Regions from separate parts of the Homo sapiens genome. Here all the other regions are linked to region 1. Evidence: chromatin loops called from intact Hi-C (ENCODE). Cell type or tissue: Caco-2. All regions are shown on one strand. Region 1 overlaps ZNF608 (zinc finger protein 608). Region 2 has its middle 140 kb from the start of ZNF608. Region 3 has its middle 270 kb from the start of ZNF608. Region 4 holds the start of LOC105379158 (a long non-coding RNA gene). Region 5 has its middle 140 kb from the start of LINC01170. Region 6 overlaps ZNF608 (zinc finger protein 608).

The links. Peaks named below come from ENCODE experiments on the same cell type or tissue, not always from the same donor. Only the 100,000 strongest peaks of a DNase experiment are listed, where the experiment ranks them.
Region 2: it touches region 1 in a loop (3-fold over the local background); 2 of 110 quality-filtered maps call a loop at or near these places.
Region 3: it touches region 1 in a loop (5-fold over the local background); 4 of 110 quality-filtered maps call a loop at or near these places.
Region 4: a loop joins it to region 1, with 10 times the contacts of the local background. A loop is called at or near these places in 4 of 110 quality-filtered maps.
Region 5: a loop joins it to region 1, with 4 times the contacts of the local background. A loop is called at or near these places in 6 of 110 quality-filtered maps.
Region 6: a loop joins it to region 1, with 3 times the contacts of the local background. A loop is called at or near these places in 77 of 110 quality-filtered maps.

The regions. Positions count from the first base shown.
Region 1 is chr5:124,659,312-124,663,311 of GRCh38, reverse strand. All of the region lies in intron 3 of ZNF608 (zinc finger protein 608), which reads left to right. Among named protein-coding and RNA genes, the nearest start is that of ZNF608, 85 kb to the left of the region's middle. RefSeq lists enhancers at 359-876, 2,316-3,009. In Caco-2, no CTCF peak of the experiment used is centred here; DNase peaks (open chromatin) are centred at 11, 881, 1,861 and 2,411.
Region 2 is chr5:124,886,185-124,890,184 of GRCh38, reverse strand. No RefSeq gene overlaps it. Among named protein-coding and RNA genes, the nearest start is that of ZNF608, 140 kb to the right of the region's middle. In Caco-2, a CTCF peak has its summit at 1,852; a DNase peak (open chromatin) is centred at 1,854.
Region 3 is chr5:125,010,690-125,014,689 of GRCh38, reverse strand. No RefSeq gene overlaps it. Among named protein-coding and RNA genes, the nearest start is that of ZNF608, 270 kb to the right of the region's middle. RefSeq lists a silencer at 2,407-2,607. In Caco-2, no CTCF peak of the experiment used is centred here; DNase peaks (open chromatin) are centred at 1,769, 2,579 and 3,089.
Region 4 is chr5:124,994,643-124,998,642 of GRCh38, reverse strand. It overlaps LOC105379158 (a long non-coding RNA gene), which reads left to right and starts at 2,505. Exons shown (of 7, transcript XR_001742529.2): 1 at 2,505-2,674; 2 at 2,877-3,093. RefSeq lists a silencer at 1-40 and an enhancer at 1,406-3,687. In Caco-2, no CTCF peak of the experiment used is centred here; a DNase peak (open chromatin) is centred at 2,472; H3K27me3 peaks cover 132 bases.
Region 5 is chr5:124,579,641-124,583,640 of GRCh38, reverse strand. No RefSeq gene overlaps it. Among named protein-coding and RNA genes, the nearest start is that of LINC01170, 140 kb to the right of the region's middle. In Caco-2, no CTCF peak of the experiment used is centred here; DNase peaks (open chromatin) are centred at 1,870 and 2,420; H3K4me3 peaks cover 217 bases.
Region 6 is chr5:124,737,365-124,741,364 of GRCh38, reverse strand. All of the region lies in intron 2 of ZNF608 (zinc finger protein 608), which reads left to right. Among named protein-coding and RNA genes, the nearest start is that of ZNF608, 7.3 kb to the left of the region's middle. RefSeq lists enhancers at 2,110-2,717, 3,326-3,935. In Caco-2, no CTCF peak of the experiment used is centred here; DNase peaks (open chromatin) are centred at 1,904 and 2,214.

The DNA.
Region 1 (4,000 bases):
CCTGTCTCCCCTGAGAGGCCTGTTTGGGTAAGAAGAGATAATGGGCTGCCTGTTTTCTCTTTCAAAGAAAACCGGAAAGCCTTTGGACCAATAATTCTGCCACCCCTTTAGAGTGCTGAATTTCTTCAAAGGAAGCCTGAATGGAATGCTGTACTCTTCACCCTGAGGCTATCCAGTCTGTTGCTGGCTGCTCACAAATAGAGCTACTAGTTTCCACTGAAAAAGATCTTTAGTTATTTTAAGCAAAGGACATCAGAAGGAAATAATAGGTTTCTACCTCATTCTTCCATCAGGCATTTTCCTGCCCTATATACTAATCCCCACAGATATTTGCCATGAAAAAATTTATTTATTGTTCCAGGTGGCAACCCCCAAGTGTTAGCATTGTCCAGCCAAACATTCTGTTTGCATTGGTATTAGATTTACTGGTTCAGGGACTGTGGCGAGTACAAATCAGATTTTTGTCCAGAAGTGTGTGTGTCTGTGTGTGTGTGTGTGTCTGTGTGTCTGTAACTCTTGAGAGAATTACAAGGCAACCTGGGAGGATGCTGAAATATTTGGTCAGGTTTTCTTTCAGTGAAGAGAGGTGTATAAAACACACGCTGATGATGAGCAGCAATTAACAGTGCATTACTTTCTGGAAAAGGCTTGAAGTCGGCTGCCCTGCAGGTCAGAGTCAATAAAGACTGAGTTACTAACAATAGCCTTTCTCTTGCTAAAGCCTTGGACTTAACCCTAACTTCATGAGACCAGAGAATAAGAGAATAATGCGAACAATAGGAGTCTTGGAGGTTGACTTGGGCCTAATGCACAGAGGCAGTAAAAGCTGTCAGAGAGTGTGATTGATTGGCTCACACGCCTTAGTCCCCAGTGCGAAGCACTAATGTTCCTGCCTCTTCTGAGAGGGCTGATGTGCCACCTGGGGTCAGAACTTATCAGCCTGTGGGGCTAATGTTTCAGATGAGGCCAAAGTGCAGTCAATAATTTATACGGAAATTTGTGCTCAGATTCGCAAGGAAAGCAGGTTTTGACTTGAATTCCTCAGTCATCCAAGAAAGAAGTCAGAGCCAACTTCAGATCTTCCTGCTAACATCGCTGCTGTGTATATTAATACTTAAGACAAACGTCAATTGAAGAAGACAATTTAAGTCATCATGAAGTATTTATTTAGCAGTTAACATTTGGAGCCAAATTTCAGGAGTTTCAGAATTGATCAGTGAAATGGGGAAAGGAAACAGCAGCAATTTTGAATTCATGAAAAAACAAAATCACCTCTAGAATGTAATAACCAGGTCAGGTTAAATCAGAGTGACTTCGGAAACTATTAAGTGTCCATGGGGAGGGTTGGTTTACAGGCCCTGAAATTGAGGTTCATGATACTATGATACTAACAACATGGAGAGAAATGTTAGGTGATATCAAGGACTAGAAGAGATACAAATATCGGAGAGGAATTAGATTTCAGTTAGATGCCTTGAACACTTCATCCTGTTTGCAGAGAAAGGTTAGCTGGCTGTGTGTGACTGTGTGTATACAGACGATCTCAGTGTCTGTGTAAACACACGTATTTACACACAGAGTATATAGAAATAGACAGTAAAGCAGTGACACCGAGCAGGCTGGTCAATCAATAACCAGCTAAGTTTTGTTCTGCTCCAGCAAAATGACGACTTTGCTCCAGTAAGTGCTAACAAAGGCCCTTTTACCTTCCCTGTGCTGGAGGAGAGCACTATTAGTCACACTTCATTAGGCTTGTTTACAGAAAAGAGCTGGTCTCTAAGCACGTTATTGAAATACTTGTAACTCTGTGGGGCTTTTTTTTTTTTTTCTTCCCTGAAAGATAAGAACTTTGGAATGTGGAATGGGGGAGGGTGGGAAGGCAGCCTCTGAGTGCTGTCAAGAAAACTGGTGGGTCCAGATGGGAATTGGAAAGATGAGTTCATGTTTAACCTGCTCTGTCCATCTGCATCCCCAGAGCCTTGCTGCAGAGTCTCATTTCTGTTGTCACGGTACTGGGGAGCTTTAATTTTGGCTTTTGTAATTTAGACAAATGTCAGGCATTCAGTTAGCTGTTCCTGAAAACATGAAATGAGGTTTTCTTACCCTGAAATAGTCCAGAGATGAGGCTTCAGTGATTTAGAACTGCATTTCTCAGTTGCCTTTACTATTGAGTAGTCAGAGGAAATGTTTGCTTTAAACAATGGATGGGTTAGGAAAGATAAATTTTATATCATTTGAAATTGGTGGTGGGTATAGAAATAATAAAAGAAGTCCCTCAGGTTGGAATTTGCAGCCCTTAAGATTCTAAAAGAAAGATAGGCCACATTTATAGTAAGCCTGGTCACCAGCAATGTGGGATAATTAGTGTAGATGCGCATAACTGAGTTTGCTTCACCTGGGAGGAATGCGGGAGGGCTTGCTGCCAGCTGCATTTCTGAGTGTGGAATTCATAGCATTTTGGCATCTCCTTCCATTCTTCAGCTTATGACCTGGGTGAGTTACAGGAGAGTTTAAAAGATGAGGACGCCGTAGTACATATGCTGAGTGGCTTCTTTATGCCAGTGCTCATGTTAAATACTTTACATAAATCACATCTTATTTAATATCCATATTACTCCCATTTTATAGATGAGGAAACTGAGGCTCAGGTAGGTTTAGGTTAGCTCAAGATGAAGCGGCTACAAAGCTGGTTGTGAACAGGTGAGTCTGCCTCTGTCTCCAGAGACATGCTTTCAGGTGCTTAGGGTGCTCCATTTGATGGCCACTGTTTATTCTTTCTTCCTTCCTACTCCTCAGAAATGACTGCAGAGTTCATCCTTTCAGCTTTCCCTATTGCATTCTGAACCTGAGCCACATGCTGTGGCTTCTCTACCAGAATGTGGGAACTACTTCCCACACTGCCTGCAGGGCATGGCCACCTCCAGGAAGAACAGGGAGGTTCACCAACAACTTAAGCCTCATTCACCCTGCCGCCAAAGGTGAAACTGAGTCTGGTTTCTCTGACATTCATATTCCTTGTTTCCTTTCTAGATTTGCAAAGATGGTGGCTTTTTGGTGACACACAAAATGTACCCCTTTGTGTGCCATATACATGCAGATCTCTCCCATTCTCTCTCTCACACACACACACACACACACAGAGTTAAGAGAGGCAGTTCTTCTGTTTTCGGCTGCTGTTGTAAATTGCTATTTTAAATTTCAGTGAATGGAATAATAGCAGAGTGATCATTTCCAGTAAATGTTGTTGGCCTTTGTAAAGAATAGCTTGTTCAGAGGTTTTATGATTTACAGAGGACACAGCTGGTGGCCAGCAGAGCGGTAGGAATGTATGCTCTCCTGGGCCCGGTATAGCTAGAGATGAAAAGGGCCCAGAGCTGGCACAAAAGCAAATAAGCGCTCTGACTTTAAATAAAGCATCATAATTTATAGGAAGCCTGGCTCTTCAATCCCAGTGAGACACATGGATCAGTAGCAGCTTTTTGATGTGGAGCATAATTGTCAATTGGTTCCCACTGTCTCCTTACAGCTCAAGGACTGGGGATGGTAAGAAATTACTTTAAGATACAGTCCTATAATCTGTAGTTGTATTACACATATTTTGACAAGCAATTCAATGGCATTTAAACCTGGAACTCTGCTAATCACCCATGACCTACTGATCTACAAGAGGTGGTGGGTTTGTGAGGAAAACTAGGTGATGAGAGGAGTTAGGAAGACAATAGCTCCTATTTCCTTTTCCTTGCCTATCCCTCCCCACAAGGCATGAGATTTTTCATTCTTACATTTTATTTCCTTTGCATCTTTCAGTTTCATTCATCTTGGTAATTACTTTGCCTTCCTGCCTGCTCCTCCTTCCTTTGCTCCTGCCACTGGGGAAGAATTGGGCAAGAAACAGACTATGCTGCCAGATACAGAAAATACGGAAGTGGCAGATAGCTGTTAATGACTTCTCAAATTCAGAGCATTTTACACCCTTCTACGCCCTTTTAGTCCTAGAGTA
Region 2 (4,000 bases), 230 kb before region 1:
TTAGAAAATGTACATTCAAATGATGTCAGTCCATACCTCACTTGGTCAAGCTCCTGTTTACAACATATCAAGTACTGGATGCGTTTAATACTGACTGTATCAGTACTTTCCATCTTTCAGTATAAATTTATTCCACTGAGTCCAGGAAAAACGATATAAATTTTCATTAAAGAAAACACCATATTATGACAGCAGTAAATGAATCATCTGCAATCTCTTTTAAAAGGTTTGATTTATTTCCTGCACTTGGGAGGCACTACGTTGTAAAAATATTTTCACTAACAAGTATGAAATATTGCAATATATATTTTTATACATACTGTATTTGGCTATGTAATACATTTCATTTTTGTATCTGCACACACGTGCATATCGATGGTGGGCCCTCCAGATAATTTCTTGGTTACATTTACTTTTTTTCATGAAAAAAAGGAAAACAAGTTGGCCAAGCAGCCTAGGCAAGCATCAAATTCATCATAGCTGAAGATAATATTTTCCTGAAGTGATTCATTCTCACATCTTCCTGCAGGAGTTTTCTCCACCCAGTGACATAGTGAAATGTCACTGAAGTGAAGGCTATTTTGCTTAGCCTTGACCAAACATAGAAGCTGACTGTGGATATGCAGTTATTTTTCCTCTTGGAAGACATGTTTTTTTATGCATGTGTAAGTAGAGTTAAGCTGAATCTAGAGAGCTGCTGCATGATAAGAGCTTGGTTTGAAAACATGTTGTGCAGCTGAATGACTTGAATAACAAAATCCCCGGCAGAGTGTTTCTGAGCTAACTGCATTTGCACTCTGCAAGGAGATCAATGCTTCCCCTCATTGATTTTCCTCAGTTGCAGAGCCAGGATTATGCACATTGTGAAGCTGTATTCCCAGATTCATCCCATCTGATTTTCTAGTCAGCACTAAAAAGGCATAGAGCTCAACTGTAAACTGAAGGTTATAAAAGTATAACTGTATCAAATTTGTACTTTCACTAAGGCTGCATGTTAAACAGAAGCACAATAATGTATTCCTAGTGCGATGGAAGGGCTGCATGGGACAAGACAGATTCTGTTTGTGCGCAGCTTCTAAATAAATGGCAGAGATGCCAAAGATAAATCTGAGATGCCTTGCATACGTTTGTGTAACTCCCAAGATATTTTCAAATGTGCTAGGGCTTCCTTTCTGGCGGACTTGAAATGCAAAGTAAGCATGTAAAGAAACGATTTCCTTCCTAAATTCAGGAATTGACTGTCATCTTTCTGAATTTGAAATTGCCCTAGAATTTATCACTGGAGAAGGTTAGTGGTTGGAAGGCTGTAAAAATCAAGGATCTAAAAAAAACATCAAGGATCCATTTCACTGTAAACAACTGGCAGCACTAAAAGTTGGTGAGTTTACTCTGCAGTTAACACAAAGTCTTGTCTTCCATAAAGTTGTGGAACATGTTATAATTCAGCTTAGCACTAACAGCCAATAGCAAAATGAAAGCACCCCCCAAAAAAGGTGACTTCAGCTCTTCCAAAATTTTCACCTTTATTATTTTTATATATCAAATAAGTATGCTGCTGTTAGTGAAGGATAAGAGGGGAAAGCTGACTCCTATATTAAATTTTCTCTTCCTCATTGCACTTTGAGGATAGAGAAGGTGTCACATTACAATGAGGATTTCAAATTTGCTTTTGAGAAAATTGTGTAAAATAAGCCATTTCCTACTAAGACTAGATAAATGATTACACAGCTGCTTGCCTTTCAAAGAGAATTTGCTCAGAATCTGGGCTTGCCACGGTGCTCACTTCATTATTAAAGAGTGCTGTCATATCTCACTCCCTGTGTCTGCTGGGGGCCGGGGCGCTCTCCCACACACCCACCCCTAGAGGCTGCTTTCGCTATAGAAACAAAGTCTGGAGACCAATGAAAGACAGACGTTTGGGCAGATCCATATCCAGGGTTAAGAATTTCCACTTCCTAGGCTTAACGTGTAAATTGAGCTGGTAGATCTACCCTAGTAGCTAAGAAATATAAACATGTTTCTAAGTTACCTAATCAGTGGACATTTTCCTGGTAAAAGATTAACCAAGCTGTGATCAGTTTCTCAGCAACTGAAGGTAAAAAGCAGATTCTGTATTCTAAATGTCAACACTTACCCCAAAGATTTTCTTCTTTCTTTAAATCATTCACATAGATTTTTTTTAAATCAAATGAATATTATTTCCCACTGTAAACTTAAATGAGACCAACCCACCCTTATAACCAACAAACATACCTTGGTCTGCTTTTATTTTTCTAGTCTGCCGTAAGCAAAATCGGCATTTATTTGCAGGCATTGGCAACTAAATGCATTTTTCCAGTTATTATTGTCATTCTTATCTACAAATGTCAGTGATATTTTCAATTAACTGTGATGTAGCATGAATTACACTAATATTTAAGTGATGGTCTTCTAAAGAGCATTAATTTTTTAATAAAAGTAACATATCTCTCTCATCCAGTAATTTTGAAATACTTGAAACTCAAGTTGGAATTGATTTTCTTGACTGTAAAGGAATGTTCCTAACCAGAGTACTTTCCTCTTGGAGTGTTCTCTTTAATGAAGTCTTACTTCTGAGAAAGTTGAGTTTTTATGAGTTGGTGCCCTTGCTTCAGTGATAGTAGTCTAAATAAATATTGTGAAGAAATTTGATAATGGGTAAGTAGCAGGAGACACCATTGTTTAACCTCCAAACTATGCTAGTAAGTAGGGTGATAGACTTGCCATGCTGAATAATGGAGCTGTTATTCTAGCCCAGTAGGATTGTTTCCAAAGGCCTGCAACAAGGATCTGCCAGGCCCTGGCTGTGTGTTGCCCTTGAGTGTGCTCGTAGTCTCCAGTATCAAGTAACGGCACATTTATCAAAGGAAATCACAATTTGGAAGAAAACCACATTTTCTACTCTTTCAAATAAGAAACATCCCTGTATGCTACTTTCATTTTTACTTGTTTTACCTAGGTGGAACAGAAGACTAATCTGGAAAAATAATTGTTAATAAAAAAACTACAACATTGAGAGAATTTCATTCCCTTGAAATATATACTTTTAAGGGGCCATTTTAATACTGCATGAAAAAAAGTATATTTTCTTTATAAACCCTGAACATGCTAATATATTATTATACACAGCATAAAGTTAAGGGTGTTTGAACAGTGAAAATAGAAAGCATTCATAGCTATTCAACCCTGAATACTTAGGACATTTCATTTCTTTTTACAGCAACCATATTCTGTCAATAAAAGATCAAATGCTTTTGGTTACTGGACTGAAAAAAATCAAATCCTCCAAACTTTTAGCACTTGACGTTCCCGGAGTATTTGCTCTCAGCTATAGCTCATTAAATGAGCTGATCCACCACTGAGTCTATAAATTGAAACAAAAGCAAAGAGCTCTTTTTTTTTTCTTTTTTCAAAGTAGATGGCACCAAACTGAAATGCACTTAAGTCTGGGCTTTTTATAAGTTCTTCTTACACATAGTGGGTATTCTGCAGAATAAATACATGTCATTAATCCAGCCATTTTTCAATACCAATCTGGTTGGGACGTCTCTGGGTTGGAGTGGTGGAACCATGATTATTAACTGGTAACTGGATGAGACTGAGGGGAGACCATGCAAATGACAAATGAAGTTTGACAAATTGGGTATTTGGTAATCACATGACCACTACATTTAATTACAAGCTTCTACTGGATTTTATGTCATTTCACACAAAAATATATTGTTAGTCACTATTCTAGGCACTTTATAGAGTATGTAAACAACCCTATGAAATGGATATCATGATATATACTCATATTAAAGGTGATGAACTGGGTCACAAAGCTTACAGAGCTAATAAGGAACAGAGTTAGGACTTGAACTCAGGGAATATTAGCCTAGAGTTAATCCCCTTAACCACTCTATTACTCTACCTCTTGTGTCTTTCTTAGGGATGCCAAATGAGGAGCTTTAGAGTCCAAGGAAATTGAAATAGATTGACC
Region 3 (4,000 bases), 350 kb before region 1:
ACTGAAACACTAGGTCAGCAATCTCTCTTCCAGCTCTGTCTTTTTCTCCATGCACCCTGGATGGACAGGTAACCTAATTTGCTTCTTACTTACAAGGAAAAATGCAACTGAGTGTCAAGCCTCTCTGTAAAAGCTGGTCTCTGGAGGTCACCCCATGGTGGTGCTTAAAAATGAATTAAAATTGTCTTATTATAGTAAGCAATGTTTCTTAACTCCTCATCTGGAAAACTGTTCCTTGCCCCAAATCTTTTCTCCTCAGCTTAACACTATTTCTTCTGATTCTGTTGTCAGAATACAGTTGGAATACCACTGCCAGCACGTTTGACATATGCTAGGTATTAGCCCTCACCTGCAGATGGCAAAGCTCTTTCCTCATTCAATATGTCACAGCTGCATAAGTAAAACATTGTTATCACTCCCTTATAAAGGCATAAATTGTAAGATAAATTTTTTAAATTGAAAATATTGACCTATACCACTCTGAAAATCTAGGATATAACTGTCAAATTTTTAGAGGCAGTTAATTTCTTACTGATGTATATAGCTGAAGAAATGACATGAAAAAATAGTTAAATAGGATTAGTATAAAATATCCAAAGTATCCATTGTTTGAAAGTTTTCTCAAATTTATGGGGCTGAAGTTCATATGCATTTTATTTGGTTTTGTTCTGCTTTATAGGAATGGATTCATCTATTTTTAGAAGAGTCAGAGATGCGAGGAGAAAACGAAGCACTTGCTATGCTTTTAAAAATATTTGGGTGTATATGTGCTCATAAAGTTGCAAAATAATCAACATAAAATTTGGTTTTTTAAAAATGAGCATCTTTTCTGCAAGTTTCTTTTAAAAAGCAAATAACTTAATATCAAATATTTTTCCCTTAATTTACAATTACTTGAATATCAATATAACTAATTAGAAGCACTTTTTTCTTATTAGAAATATAATTATTTATCACAAAATTGATGTCATTACCCATTTTAGACAAATCTATTCCAACATGGTCTTGTTGTGCTAAAAAGAAAATAAATTCCAGATTTTCTGTTTTCTCTGTCTTCATTTTTCGATGTATTTTTCCTTTCAAGAAATACAGAGCTTCTGTTTATGAGAGATGCCTCATCGTTTTTCAGTTTAATTGCTGTGCTCACTTTTTAAATTTATTTACACATCCAATGTTATGCACATATTTCAGATGTTAAAAACGTTCAGGCCCTTATCCTTTCATCGGTGTCCCTTTCATCAGTTTAAGTGAAAAGTAAAGAAAATGGACCCAAGAACAGAGTTCTGGGGCTGTTTCCACGCCCAGGAGTCATAACTTCCCATCCACAAAACCTCTCAGGAAAGCTTTATTGTACTAGCTTCAGCTCCTGGCTTCGTTTCTCCTCCATCAGACACAGGCTTCAGAGGTGCAGCAAATCTCAAAGCAGCTCTTACCAACCATCTCTCTGGTAATAGTCATAGCCATTGTTTTTAAAAGGCTGAAAGAAAGTAGATGGCTGCCACAAAATGTGCCCTATCTGGTACTCCCCAATCCACGTTATGAAAAGGCCACATGATAGACCCAGCAGCTAGTAGAAAGGGTTGTGAGTTTGTATTTGTATGAAGAAAAAGAAGGAAAGAGAAAAGAACACAAGGGTATATTTCAGACAGGCAAGTATGAGAAAGGACAGCTGGAAACAGCACTTGGCTTTGACATTTGGGTACTGCGCTTCAAAGATTAGGAGGCATGTCCTTGCCTTGGGCACTGTTAACGACCTTATTGGCTGTGAGTTAATATTTGACAAAAGGATTTGAGCCAATATTAGCTGGTTGTCCTGAACGGGAACTCTTCAGCCGCTTCCTGAATACTTAGGGCTAGTTGGGATCAGTCAGACAGGGTTTGCACAAGTTCTGACTGATCAAGTCTTAATCAAACCAGAAGAATGAGAGCAGACTGGTCAAAACAAAAAGAAAACCAGAAAAGGAAATATTTTCCAGTGTAAATAGAAATTTTACTTCTACAAATTGATCAAGAATATTTTCAGATGATATTCTTTGGTGTTTGATAGTATTTCATAAGTTACAACTAGATGACTGGTTTTATTTTTAAATACTTGCCATTGTTTGTTGTGAGACATACATTATTTGCATTGAATTTTGATTTTTTATGGCCCTAATTCAACTTCTATCTCTTCTTTAGCCAGTGATTTCTTAATTAATGGTTGCCAAAAAATGAAGAATCAAATCTGATATGGGCGTACCTGGTCCTGAAACTTTTGTTTTGCACCATTCAATCAGCTGACTAAATTGCCATTAAAAAAAAAATTCTAGTATGCTTCTAAGACACTATAAATAATCATGACAATATCTAATAAAAATAGATGTCATATCAGAAAACCACAGTGGAGTTTAAACTTAGTTTAGCAAAATCAACAACTTCCTCACAAGACTGATGAACTGCAGTTACGTGTTTTTAACAAAAGCATTTCTAGCAACCAGATAAGCAAGTGTCTTCTTGACATAGACGGATGATAGCGCATGTGCCAGAAGCCAGTGGAAAATAGGAGCTGTCATCTAGAAAATGACAGAGCCATTTCGAGTCCCCCTAGATTAGCACTCCATCTTCAGCTGAGCAGATATACTATTAGTTGAAGGTCTATTGCCAGCAAATCAGAAGCAAGAGGGCAGAGCCCTATCTTTCTGAGATGACTGGAATCATCAGAGGCTCAAAGGCAGAGAATGCACATGATGACATCCCATCTTTTTGTAAGAGTTGTGCCATAAGAAGCCAATCAAATAAAAGTTTGATCACATACATCATTAAAAAGTATTAATATTTTCACCATAGAGACTAAACAGTATTCAAAAACAGTGTAAACTAGAGTAAATGTTTTTCATACCCTGTGTCATTCAAAACTGTCTTGCAGATAGGTACCTGATTATAACATTACAGGCTTTGCTACTTAGCTTTATGTAAATAACTGAGCGTGAGGATATTCATCTTCTCAGCCTCATGTCACTAAATAAACATTGTTGGACTGACCAGCGTCTAGAGAGGTAACTCTGAAGTTAAAAGGAAGGTCCAAAGTGCACTAAATTTAGCAAAACAGGTTTTCAGTGCAGCTGGTTCTGTCTTCAGCAAAGGCTTTTCCAACTTGTCCTGGAGCCCTCTGGGGACCACCTCTTTGTGTCTGTACTTAATGGCTAAGGATAATATGTTTCTCCCAAGTGGTCCTCTAGCAAAGATGGAGCATTGCTATTCTGTTAATGGCTAGATACTGTGTGGCACACTACTTATAACGCTGGTCTAGTGCCTGCTAGGCAGAGTGCTGCCTCGTGGTCAGCTACTAGGACGTAGCTGATTTCCAAGGATCAACTCAGGCACCATCAAGGAGGTCAACTCAGAACCATGTGGTCATGAAGACGGCCTCCACATCTGAAAGTGAAAGTTTCCACTGGACACTAATGGGCATACCAACAGTTGTGCTGCAAAACAAAACAAAACAAAAAACTACCTTATACACATTTTGTCTTAATGGCCTGGGTTAGTAAAAATGAAAGAAATACGTTTAAGTGTTCAGAAGCTAAAAATAACAAAGAAGCCAATCTCCCAGGGAAGAAATGACTGCCTTCCACTTCTGGGTAGTTAACAAAGGCATTTTAATTCTAACTTGGAGTTACATGAGGTGATAGTCTGTGTATAATTTAGGACCCTCTGGAGCTACATGAGGTGCCAGTTGTGTATAATTTAGAACTCTCTGGAATCTCCTTACTCCTATCAGGCCAAGAAATGCTACACAGATATTTCTAATTAATATTATAAGCCAAATAAAATCCAATTACATTGATGAAGCAACTTTAGAAAGAAGTATTCTTCTGACTACGTATTTTGCCTGTAATGACATTATTTATCTACAATGTAATGGATAAACAAGAAAATCCCCATTTTTGCAGCATTATCATTTGATTTCAGGTCTGTCAGTTTATATCACACAAAAGCCTCCTTTCCCCCTCTCTCTCCC
Region 4 (4,000 bases), 340 kb before region 1:
CACACAATTTTATCAAGTAACTGAGATCAGTATTCAGTATGCAGTTATAGAAAATGGAAGCTCTGGGGGTTCTGTCTCTTGGCTTTGGAGTGCCCTCCCTCTGTCTCTGTACAGAGGAGCTTCTTCTATCTTTCTTCCCCCTTCTTTATTGCCTATTAGACTCCCTGCTCCTTAAAACTACAAAAAAAGAAAACAAGAAAGAAAATGGAAGCTCTGTGTCACCAATTTAGAGTTTAGTGTTTGCCAAGAGAACTGTTCCTTATTGCAATGACAATAAAACCCCAAACCAAAAGGAATCTAGCTGGATGGAGCATAGTTTTGGAAGTTCATCATAATCCTCTGGAGAATTTTTACTAAAATTTTTGTCGAAACCATAAATTTCCAGACCCCACTGCAAGACGTTTTCATTCAACACATTTGGGTTGATACCTGGACATCTGTACTTTACAATTTTGATGATCATCCACTATGGGGACCTGTAAGTTAAGCCACAATCTGCACCTGAAAAATTTTCAAAATTCACCTACTCAAAGACAGAATCTGAAAATGAAGTTTTGTTTGCTTATTTGGGACACATAGTGCTACTCATTTTATTGAATGATAGAATGTTGGTGCTGAAAGATTATCTCGTCAAAAAGAAAATAAACAGATGAAACAACCAAGGCCCAGAAAGTGCCCATTATCCACAGAAAGCCCAATTCTCCTACACTTTCCTCACCACACTGCCTGCATTCCATCTGGACATTACTTGAAGAATGTGTTTGAATATTTTCCACATGTAATGTGTTTTCCTTACTATGTTTCTATTTATCCAATTTCTACCTATTTTCAGAATGTAATCAAAACAGCATCTACAGATACATATACAACAAATACATATACATACACAGCAAATACACATACAAAAGAAAAAAGAAAAAAGGGAGGGAGGGAGGAAGGAAGGGAGGGAGGGAGGAAGGGAGGCCAAAGAAAAGGGAAGGTAAATATGGCAATGACAATTCATCAACTTTGCAGCGATGCAGTTGAAATGGTGCTAAGCCCTTGAGAGTCAGAGCAAAAAGAGACAACTAGACCATAAGCTTCAGTGAAGGTACGTGGCATGATTTCTTTCTGATTATTTTCCTTCTTGTATTAAGCCATGCACTGCTCAGTCAATAATTAATAGCTATGACCTGTAATCCTGAAGCCAAACCACATTAAACTTTTATTCCATATTACTCAGGACCTGCAAATTTCAGGAGGAAATGTAGATGGTAACTAGGATTATGGAGAAAACAAAATGACCTATGGCTGTGAGTATGTACTATCACATTGGTAAGGCATTCCATCACAGTTGAACAAAGATGATTAAAGCTGTCCTAAAAGGAGTTATGCTTACCCTTGTTCTATTTTTTAGATCTAATAGCCAAGCCTGAATATACGGAGTTTCAATGTCTCTGAACCACTGTTAATCAGGTTTCCTTTTAATTTTCTCCTAAGACACTACTTAAAATTCTTCGGTACCTTCGGTTGCTCAGGCTTCATCTTTCCCATTTTTTAGGTATTTTCCCCAAAACAACAGTGGGACATAAAAAGAAAAGAAAAACAATTCAATCCTCCTCTCCTAAAAAGTACAGCTTCCCCAGTTTGTTGTGGTTGTCGTTGCTGCTGTTGTTATGACTGTCCTGTCTTTTGTGTAACTTGAATAGTTCTTGCTTTTAAAAATGTTTATCCAGGGCCCTACATACTTCCCATGGCTCCCTGCTGATAAAGCTTCAGTGTAATTAAAGTATTTATAAGAACACTGAGGAATTCAACTCGCATTATTTAGACACACAAAAGAAAATTCTTCGCATTTCCAAGTCACAATTGTGTAATCAGATGACATAGTGTCAGTTGGTTTAAGAATACCTTTACACTCAGAAAAAAAAAATGTAAAATTGCTATGTTTTCTCTTTCAATTATATGGCATTTGTTGGTGAAATTTACTTTACTGGATTGTACTTCAACTTGTATTGAATGTTTTAAACTATGTAGTCTAAAATAGTCTTGCTGGACTATATTTGTTTGTTTAATTAACCCTGGAAAATGAACGCCAATGGACAGGGGGACGCGAACTCATCACCATTCAATTAGGCCTAAAGGCAAGCTTTTTTTTTTTTTTGCTTTGCCTTTAAATGTCTTGCCCCTTGACACATCCTTATTATGGAAATAAATGTAACATTGAATAAGCTAATGCCATGCTTTTGGAATGATGACATGAAGGGGAAGAATTACAGCACACTGGGAATTTTGGTAGGAATTGATTTACAAAAGAAGTTGCCACATTTGTTTTTATTGTGGTTAAAGCTCTAGTTTGGGAAAAGACAAAAGGGCAAGGAATTGGGGAGTTTCTGGATGAATGTGGATCTAATGAAGACAGACCATTGGTTCCACAGGCCAGGGTAAGATTCCCACAGTTCTGAACAAACAGTTCTCAGCCAATAATTTCTAAGCCTTTGTTTCCCCACTTTGGAATTCTGACTACAGGCATGTTACCAAGCCAACTGGGTTCACTACAAAGACCCAGAGAACGCTTTTTATCACAAAGATCAAGACAACAATTGTGTGCCTACAAGAAAAGAACAACTAAAACCATCCAACAAGCATTAAAAGAACAATTCTAGAGATAGTTGCCTTTGAACTCCAATAATGGGTAACATTCAGTCCCGAGATTTGAATTCCAAGTTAAAAGAATTCATTATCAGTTGCCTTATCTTATAGTTATAAGAGCTGCTGGCAGCAAGTATTTTCAGCAGCATTATTTTTGTCCAATGTAATATTTTACAGTGATGTCAAATCTCATACAATAACCATATTGTAAATTGACTTTATAGACTTCGTTTTGTTTATTATAGAGTTCATCTATGAAACAGAAGAAATCTAAATTTTGCCTTGGCTTCACCCCAAACTACAAAAAGTACTGTTTTACAAGAGCTTATTCTGAAATATCACTTCCTGAACGTAGAAGTATGCTATTTGCACAGATACATTCCATAGACATACACAATGTCCAGCTGAGAAAATAAAGGATAGTCCATCTGGATGTTTCTTTCTTTCTCCTAACTGTGACCTGTGAGTAATTTCAGTTCAACACGGAAAAAAATAAATAAAACTTACATTGTTGTGTAAACATGGCATTTTCTAATGACGTGGGAACAATTTAAACTGAATCTAAGCAGACACAATAATTAAGAATACATATTCTATTTGAAGAATTTGACCACTATTATTTGTGGGGGTTCTACATATTCAAAACCTTACAAATAGCTTCTGGGATTCAGTCTTTCCTTATTATAAAATCCATGGCAAACATTTTTTTGCTTTTGTTTTTATTTTGAAACAGGGTCTCACTCTGTCACCCAGGCTGAAATGCACTGTCTCAATTGTAGCTTACAGCAATCTGGAACTTTTGGGCTCAAGGGATCCTCCTGCCTCAGCCTCCCCACGAGCTGGGACTACAGGCACATGCCACTGAGCACAGCTAATTTTTTTTGGTAGAGACAGGGTTTCATTTTGTTGCCCAGTCTGGTCTCAAACTCCTGGACTCAAGTGATCCTCCCACCTCAGCCTCCAACATATTGGGTGTGAGCCACCACACCCAGCCAAGTATTTATTTTTATGTTTTGAGTGTTCACTCTATTTTTTGTCTGCATAAGAAATGCAAGAGAATCACCTTTTAAGCCAATTATCCCGGTGGTTCATTTTGTGGAAGGATTACATGAGTCTTGCATTTGATAAAAATTCAAAATTGCTACCCCAGACCACAGCACCTTGTTTTATCTAATGAGAGTATCTTACTGCTTTTAGAAAACTTCTCAGAAACACTTTTCTTGCCAAGAAAAAAAAAAGAAGAAAGTTCTTTAATAGAATGAGTGCACTAGATTTTTGTTTTTAACTTAGATTTTAATGATCAATTTTTTCTTATATTCATGCATGCATTCCAATGCTATGCCAGCAACATTTATGCCAGAATCAATAT
Region 5 (4,000 bases), 80 kb after region 1:
AGAGGCTTCACCTGAATTTACATCACGTGCTTGCTTGTCTCTGTCCCTTTCTTTGCTCCACTTCCTTTCTTACAGATTTCTACTGAGAGGCGGTCCTTAATAAATCACTTTCATAAGGATCCCCATCTCAGGCTCTGCTTCTAGGTAACACAACTTAGAACATGAATCTATGTCTGTGGTTCTCAAACTTTTGCGTGCATCACAATCATTTGGAAGGCTGGTTAAAAACACAGATCTCAGAATTTCTGATTGAGTAGGTCTGGGGTGTGGCCAAAGAATGTGCAAATTCCCAGGTAATGCTGATGTTGCTGGTATGGGTACCACATTTGGAGAATCATTGTCTTGGTGATTGCTGGGTGGTATGATTTCAAGCACTGAGAAGTCTCTTCTGTACTTCATGCCTACGGCAAAACTATTTTGCCAAGTAGCCCTGCCATGGAACCTAAAATTCATGCTTAACTCTCTTTGGTTAGGAGGTTGAAGACTAAAGTATAAATGCAAATGTTATCCAGAAAAGCACAAACATATTATGTTTTATCCCTTACATTGGCTTTAGCATAGTATGGTTTACTTAGCCAATTACCTAGTAGAGCTCCGAGAAAAAAGGCAATTAAGAACAGGAAGGTTTTGATAGGGTAAAAAAAATCAAGAAAGTCCCATCACGGTATATTTCCAACTCATTTTAGTCACAGAATTCTTTCTTCAAACAAAAACTTTAGAGAAAGTCCAATACAGAGACCTAAGTGCATAGACTCTAAAGAAATCATTAAGGCTGACTGGTCTTCTCACTGGCTGTGTTGGCTGGTTCAAGAGGTGCAGGATCTTTAGCTACTTCTGTTTGATCTGGGCCTGTTCCAGGGCTGGTTCCATATGGCAAGCTTATTTTGAGGAAATACACCAACCATATGATTTCACTGGGAAACTAGAGCCCCCATATTGTATTTCAAGATCTGCAGTACTACTGCTGAGAAAACATGCATTATGAAAGAAAACAGGATTTGGCGCCATTGTTTATATAAGTGATGCTTAGTAAAATCCATGTTAGAGGAATACCAATGTCATGGGCCATGTACAAATTTTTTGATGTTTTCCCTTCTGTGTATTTCATGGTCTTGCTTTTTGTTCCATTAAAAAAAGTCTAGGGCATATGAAAATGCTTAAGTAACCACACATTGCGGCCCGTGATGGCTTGGTTTTGATGAATGATGTGGGATTGCGCAGCTCATTGCAAAGTAATGCTTTTAACTTAAATCAAATCAGTTTTAAGTGAATATGTTTTGCACATTTATGCTCCAGAGTTTGAAAAAACTTTCTTCCTAGAAAACAGCACTTCTTCAGACACTCCCACCAGTGGGGGGTTGTGGGGGTCGCCTCTCTGGCTCAGTTAAGGAGAGTGTTTACTTGCTTTGTCTTCAAACTGCTACAAGTTTAGGGCCCACAGGGCTGCTGTCTTCTTAATGAAGCGGTTAATGATGTGTGAATTATAGATCCTGACAACCCCTTTAATAAAAACAACAGGACTGCATCCACAGTATAGTGTGGCTGCTAAGTAATGACAGACTGTCTGCTTAACATAATGCAGTGTCTTTAAGTAAAGCGCCATTCTTGCATGGCGGCATTGAAAATTCCTGGTCAGTGCAGAGAAGAACAAGTGTCCTGAAGAACACGTTGATGCACAGGACACTTCTCTTCCATTCAACTGGGGCTTGGAGTGCAGGAGCCAGAGAGGTTTTAGAGACATAGCAGAATCACGAACAAGCAGCTGTTTAATACTCTTTGCTTTGTCGCCTTTGCTTTCCTGTGAGGTGCCCCTGATAGCAAAGGGCTGTATGATGGATGTTTTAATAGTCTAAAAGTTGCCCTCTTCTCCCCCTCCTCCCCACTGGAGCACAGGAATGCTGGCTTTCCAGTTGATTTCAAAGAACTAATTGTCTGCTCTGAATACCTACTGATGCTTGGATAGGATAATATGCGCGCCTGGACTTAGCCAGACAAGCCGTGCAGAGGCCCAGCTGTGGAGCCAGGCACATTCTGGTTGCTGACCTGGACAGTCAGAATGCATGAAAGCCTGGCTTGTGAGGAGCTGAAACACAAACCCAAACCTAAACAAAGCCTTTTCTCTATTTAATTTGGTGGCCACTTTTAAGAAAAAGTGAATTCACTTTCAATCCCTCTATAGGCACTGAATGTGGATTCACAGGCCAAAGTCCAATCTCTTTATCATTATCCCTGGGATGAGAAAATCCAAGTCTGCCTTGTTTAGGCAGGGGTAGTTTTCCTTTAAACAGTTCAAGGAACTGTTTGTCTAACCCTCACCATTTGAGGTGACAGATAGCAAAGCAAAGCAAAGAGAATGGCATGCATTCACAAGCGCACACAAACCTTTCCGTTTGTTCCCAGAGCTCAGAGACCAGCCCAGCAACGAAATCACTGCACTGCTGAAAGGGCATTGCCATGCAAATGAGGCCCGGGGCACCCTGCTTGGCTTCAGAAAAGCCCTGCCTGCCCCGCTGGGAAAGGCTGCCTGATGGGACAGGGGCTCGCTATGCCTTCTTCTGAGGTTCTCTCAAGCTGGAAAAGCACCTCAAGGGGAAGGGCCAGGATGAGCCCAGGTGAAGCTGAGCTTTGGGGAAGGGGAGGGGAGGAGATTGAGTATCAGGCAAGTCATTGCAGTTAAAGGGTGACCAACTGTCCTGAAGACTGAGGGGAGATTTGGGATCCAGGATTTCTCAAACTGGGACAAGTTGGTCACCCTAGTTAAGAATGATTTGCTACCCCTAACTTTCTCAGCTAGAAGGCAAACAGGAATCATTGTCCATTGTGGAAACGATAAAATCCACCGTGAATCTTGTTAAAAGCTGGACATGGTTGCTCACGCCTGTAATCCCAGCCCTTTGGGAGGCCGAGGCAGAAGGATCACTTAAGGCCAGGAGTTCGAGACCAGACTGGGCAACATAGCAAGACCCTGTCTCTACAAAAATTTTAAGATTAGCTGGGTGTGGTGGTACACATCTGTAGTCCCAGTTACTCGGGAGATTGAGGTGGGAGGATTGCTTGAGCCCAGGAGGTCAAGGCTGCAGTGAGCTGTGTTTGTGCCATTGCACTCCAGCATGGATGACAAAGTAAGACCCTGTCTCAAAAAAAAAAAAAAAAGAAAAAAAAAAAAGCCGGGTGTGGGTGGCTCATGCCTGTAATCCTAATCCTAGCACTTTGGGAGGCTGAGGTGGGTGGATCACCTGAGGTCAGGAGTTCAAGACCAGCCTGGCCAACAGGACGAAACCCCATCTCTACTAAAAAATGCAAAAATTAGCCAGGTGTGGTGGCACACACCTGTAATCCCAGCTAACTGGGAGGCTGAGGCAGGAGAATTGCTTGAACCCAGGAGGTGGAGGTTGCAGTGAGCCGAGATCGAGTCACTGCACTTGAGCCTGGGCAACAGAGCAAGACCCTGTCTCCAAAAAGAAAAAAAAGAATCTCTTTATAATCTGCTATTTCTTTGTCCTCCTTCATTGATTTCCAGATCTTAAACACATCTACTGTAAGTATCAAAATTAACTAGTTAGATTTTCTTTCTATTTTTTAAGTCTCTGAGCTCCTCCCATGGGAAGAAGGCTAAGAAATAAAGTGACTGTCTGTGGGAAACAAAGCACGTAGAGCATTCATTATCATTATTAGTGATCTACTATATGCTGGGTGTTAAGTTATAGCTTTTCTGTTTATTCATTCACTGACCATTGTCAGTGATCATATGAAGTAGGTGATACTTTGCCTGTTGTGCAGGTGATGAAACGAGGAGCTGATAGGTTTAGTATGATTTTCATAAGTTTATACAAGTAGTGGATTTGAAACAAAACTCTTGATTCTCCACCCCCAAGTCCTGTGGTGCTCCTCAGAACATCACATTGTGTCTTAAAGCATTATTGGTGATTGGTGTAAGGAATAGACATTTATTGAGCCAAACATTTTACAGACTTTAAAACAATAATGTCATTCATCAAAT
Region 6 (4,000 bases), 78 kb before region 1:
GACTTGCTGTCACCGGTTAATTTTCATAGCATGCATGCTTAAATGTCTATTTTTGGTCTGTTTATTCTGTTTCTTCACTACACAAAGTCATGTAAAACATGATAAATTGGACCTTATGAAACCTAATTAAATCAATGAGTGTTCTACTCCTTTATGTGGAAACCACAAGTATGTTGTAAAAGTCGCCACTCCCTTAATACGTGAACAAAATCAAAACATGCCATAATTCTAAGATGTTTGAGCTATATTTCTGTAGCCCATTTTGTGGTTAAGCCACCAGTGACATGTCTGAATAAGTAGATTTGATGGGTTGGCTTTTGGTTGTTAAAACCTGCCTCTCCACCTTCCCCTCCTTTCTTGTGAAGCATAATAGCCTTGTATTGAAGCTCTTCTTTATGTATCCTCCTAGCCATCTTACAGTTTTGACTTATCAGATAGGGAGGCATTCAGCTGGGCTTTATAAATAAACAGTTTATATGTAAAGTTGATGGGTTTATTTGATTTCTGGAAAATTCAAAAATATATACAAAAACTCAAAAATCCTAAAAGTGGCTGATACTTAAACAGAAGTGAAAGGCACAAGAGGTCATATAGTTGTGTCTCAATACCTATTCAGGGAAGAGAATTATTTCTGTAATATCATATTGCTTTCATTAAGATGGCCCTGGTCATAAAGGTGGTGTCTACAAATGGACCTGTCCATAAAGGATATCATTCATTTTATTTTATTCTTTTGTAGAGTCCTTTTTATACTTCACCAGGGAATTCTGGCACATTTTCTAAGTGAGTGTGAGCAGTTTAAGAACATATTTTGATTAATGAGTTTTGTGGACATTATGCTTTTTTTTTTTTTCAAATATAGTGTCCCATATGAATTCTGCCTAGAGTGTAGTGTATCTACTGTGAAATAAAAGGGCAGAGGGGTCACTTGCTATAATTAAAGAACAGAGTCCATTGTTGTCGGACAGCAAACTGTTTTGAAAGCTACATAAGAGGTTTAGCTGTTAAAGACGTTGGTAACTAAGGGTGGCGTCCAAATCAGCATTGATCCAGCTCCTTACTTTTCTATAGGCCTCCTCACAGGGTGACAGGGCTTTTTGAGGGAGGGGGCTGCCCTTTCCCCAAGAACACATGGAACTTAGGTATTTGTGTAATCAGACCCATCACTGAATTCTGACTTTGGTGTGTGAAATCCGTTTGCTTTGCTGGAGAGAGAAGGAATATGCATAACTGATCAAGATTGTCCTATAGGAGATAAATAATGTTTTGCAACTTTTAATAACTTTGCAAATAGTCTGTAAAAAACGGTGGGGGGAGGGATTGATAGTCCAAATGTCGTGAGGTTAAGAATGCTCTTCAAGTGAAATTGCTTGGCTGCAAGATGGTTTTAATTAGACTGTTATAAAGACTTATTTTTCCTAAGCAGCATTTTATAGTTAGTAAATGAAATGTATGCCGAAAGTGCTAAGCAGAAATCTCCCTAACCACAGAGGTGTTCAATAACCAGATTCGAACAACATGGAAAGTACCATCTGTTCTTCGTTTTCAGCGTGAAAAAGAGGGATTGAATGGCTGCGATTTGCTCCAGTTTCGACGGTGTCTGTGTGTGCGCGTGTATTCTTTTTTAATTTAAAAAAGTTCACCTGGTACTTCATAGAAACTTGAAATTGCAGTAATATGAGCAACACTGTGAAAACACATGTTCCTGCATTTATTTTAACCAGTTCCACTTTTATTTAAAAGATTTCCAGAAGCCCAGCCATTGAACACTTTATAATGGTTATACAGTTCCTGCAGGCAATCACAATGAGCGGTCAGCTTTTCCAAAGATCTGACTATTTAGTCAGTACTTGAATTATTCTGTCAATTTTCCCCCTGGAGGCAAGGAGGGGAAAAGGCTCTCACGCCAACTCTGGTCAGCGTTTATCAGTTAATCTAATTGTGTGTGATATTGCTGTGGACTGGTGTTTACTATACATAGACCTTGCTCTTGTTCAGAGCTGTAATCTAGGATTGTTGATAATGAGGAAAATATCCTTTTAAGGAAGGGTAACTTTTGAGTCCTTGACTTTTAGACACTAAGAATCTTGGTTCTGGGTTTAGTTAGAGCCCTGGGTAAAACATTATCCGGCCTTTGTTTGAGGTCTTTTATTGAAGCTAATGACTGGGCTTGTGCCTCCCTGAGATAAATGACATTATCTCTGAGTGGCCTGACAGGAAACAGACATGTTAATGGTGAAGCTGCGGGGAGGATCTGCTTGGGTTCTGACAAAAGAGTCGAGAAAGGGACCCCTGGTTGTGGTCATTAACACATAATGCATTCTTGCTCTTCCTAAGAGGCCCTTGATAATTGGAAAGCTATTTTAGCCACAAGCACTTAAATCATAAATCTACTACTCCTAGTTCTTTGCATTCTTAAAAGTAGCAAAGTAATGTGTTTTTTGTTAACAAGTGTGTGATCTGGTTTTTTAACGTGGTGGCAGCTCTAGGCTGCCTGGGTAATGACGTGTGGGAGAGCTGCACGTTGAATTGTTTTTATCAGTTGAGATCCTTCTTTGTCTTTCAGCATTGCTCAGCCATCCCTCTACTTTAATAAAGTGAAAAGTGGGTACAGAGCTGAAAATAAGTCATTTTTATGCTTGAAGATGTCTTGTGGGAGGGGGATAAAATCTGTTTCATAAGATATTGTGCAGTGATTTGAATGTGATGAAACCTGACTTGGAGTGTATGTTTTCAAAAGTCATGAGTATAATTGAGTTTCAATGCAGTTTAAACTCTCTGCTTCTTGAAGGAAGATAATTGCCACATTGAACACACTCTAGAGGTGTAGAAGAGGTGGCAGGATCATGTTATTCTATTCTTTAATATTAAGCACTGGAAGTTTTTCATAGTAATTACTGCAGCACAACATAGTTTTGATTGCCAGCACTCTGAACTTGCCAGCAATCTGAACATCAAGGGTTTTGCTTGAATACAAAACACTTTATTCCTAAATTACTTGTATTACATTCCTGTGTTATATGGAAGTCAGAACTAAGGAAATACTGGGCTATCCTTGTTAGCAACATCTTAGGGAAAATAACCCTTCTTCGCTAGGATTCTTGTTGATAAATGATCATAATACTCTCCTAATGTAGTCATTGAAGATTAAAGGGATGGAGAACAGGTGAGCTCCCTGCCTCAGTGATGACTTAGACTGTCATTAGAGAGTAAGTAATATGTGTATGATATTGGTGCCCTGTAACTGGTATGTCATAGGTGTGTGTATATAAATGTTGTAACTGCATATACAGATGTTGGATTGGGAGTATTTAGTTAGTATGGGTTTTATTCTTTAAAAAATGTTCACTGTTGGTTTTACGTTCCACTCTGTTGCAGAATATATGGACCTCTCCCTCTGTGTCTAATTCTTTCTCCCAACTGCAGTTTCACTAGTGACTACTTGCTCCCTGTCACAAGTTCTTTTTAATTTAAGCTCAAGGTTTTGGCAATGGGAACAAAGCCTTTGCAACTGAATGAAAGGTTGTTAAACTATTCATAGTTGATTGACCAGCAGTTGGGCTGTTTGTAATGTTATTTTGAGAGCTCAAAGGATATGCAACCTCTTGCATATCCAAAGTGAGACTTTGCTCCTAAAGCTGAATTTTGCATATTTGCTAAATTTTTCTTGGAAATACCTTTGGGAATGTAGTAGAAAAGATGATGGGTTTTGCCTTAAGAACTGAAATGATCACAAAGCAAATACTTATATTTTGCTAGGTCTGTGGGCCTTGAACCACAGGGATCCCATCTGGTATTCAGAAGGCTTTTCCCCCCAGTGAAACTAAATGAAAACTTAAAGGTATATATTGTAACTGTAATAAAGAACTCAAAGGAAAAGGTGTTTCGGTTAGAACAAATAGGTTTGAAATGATGAACAAATACTTCTGTGGATTTTTCAAAGCCACTTACTCTTCTTTCTCATTTCCACCCCCCGACCTAGTTTGAATATCATTCACTG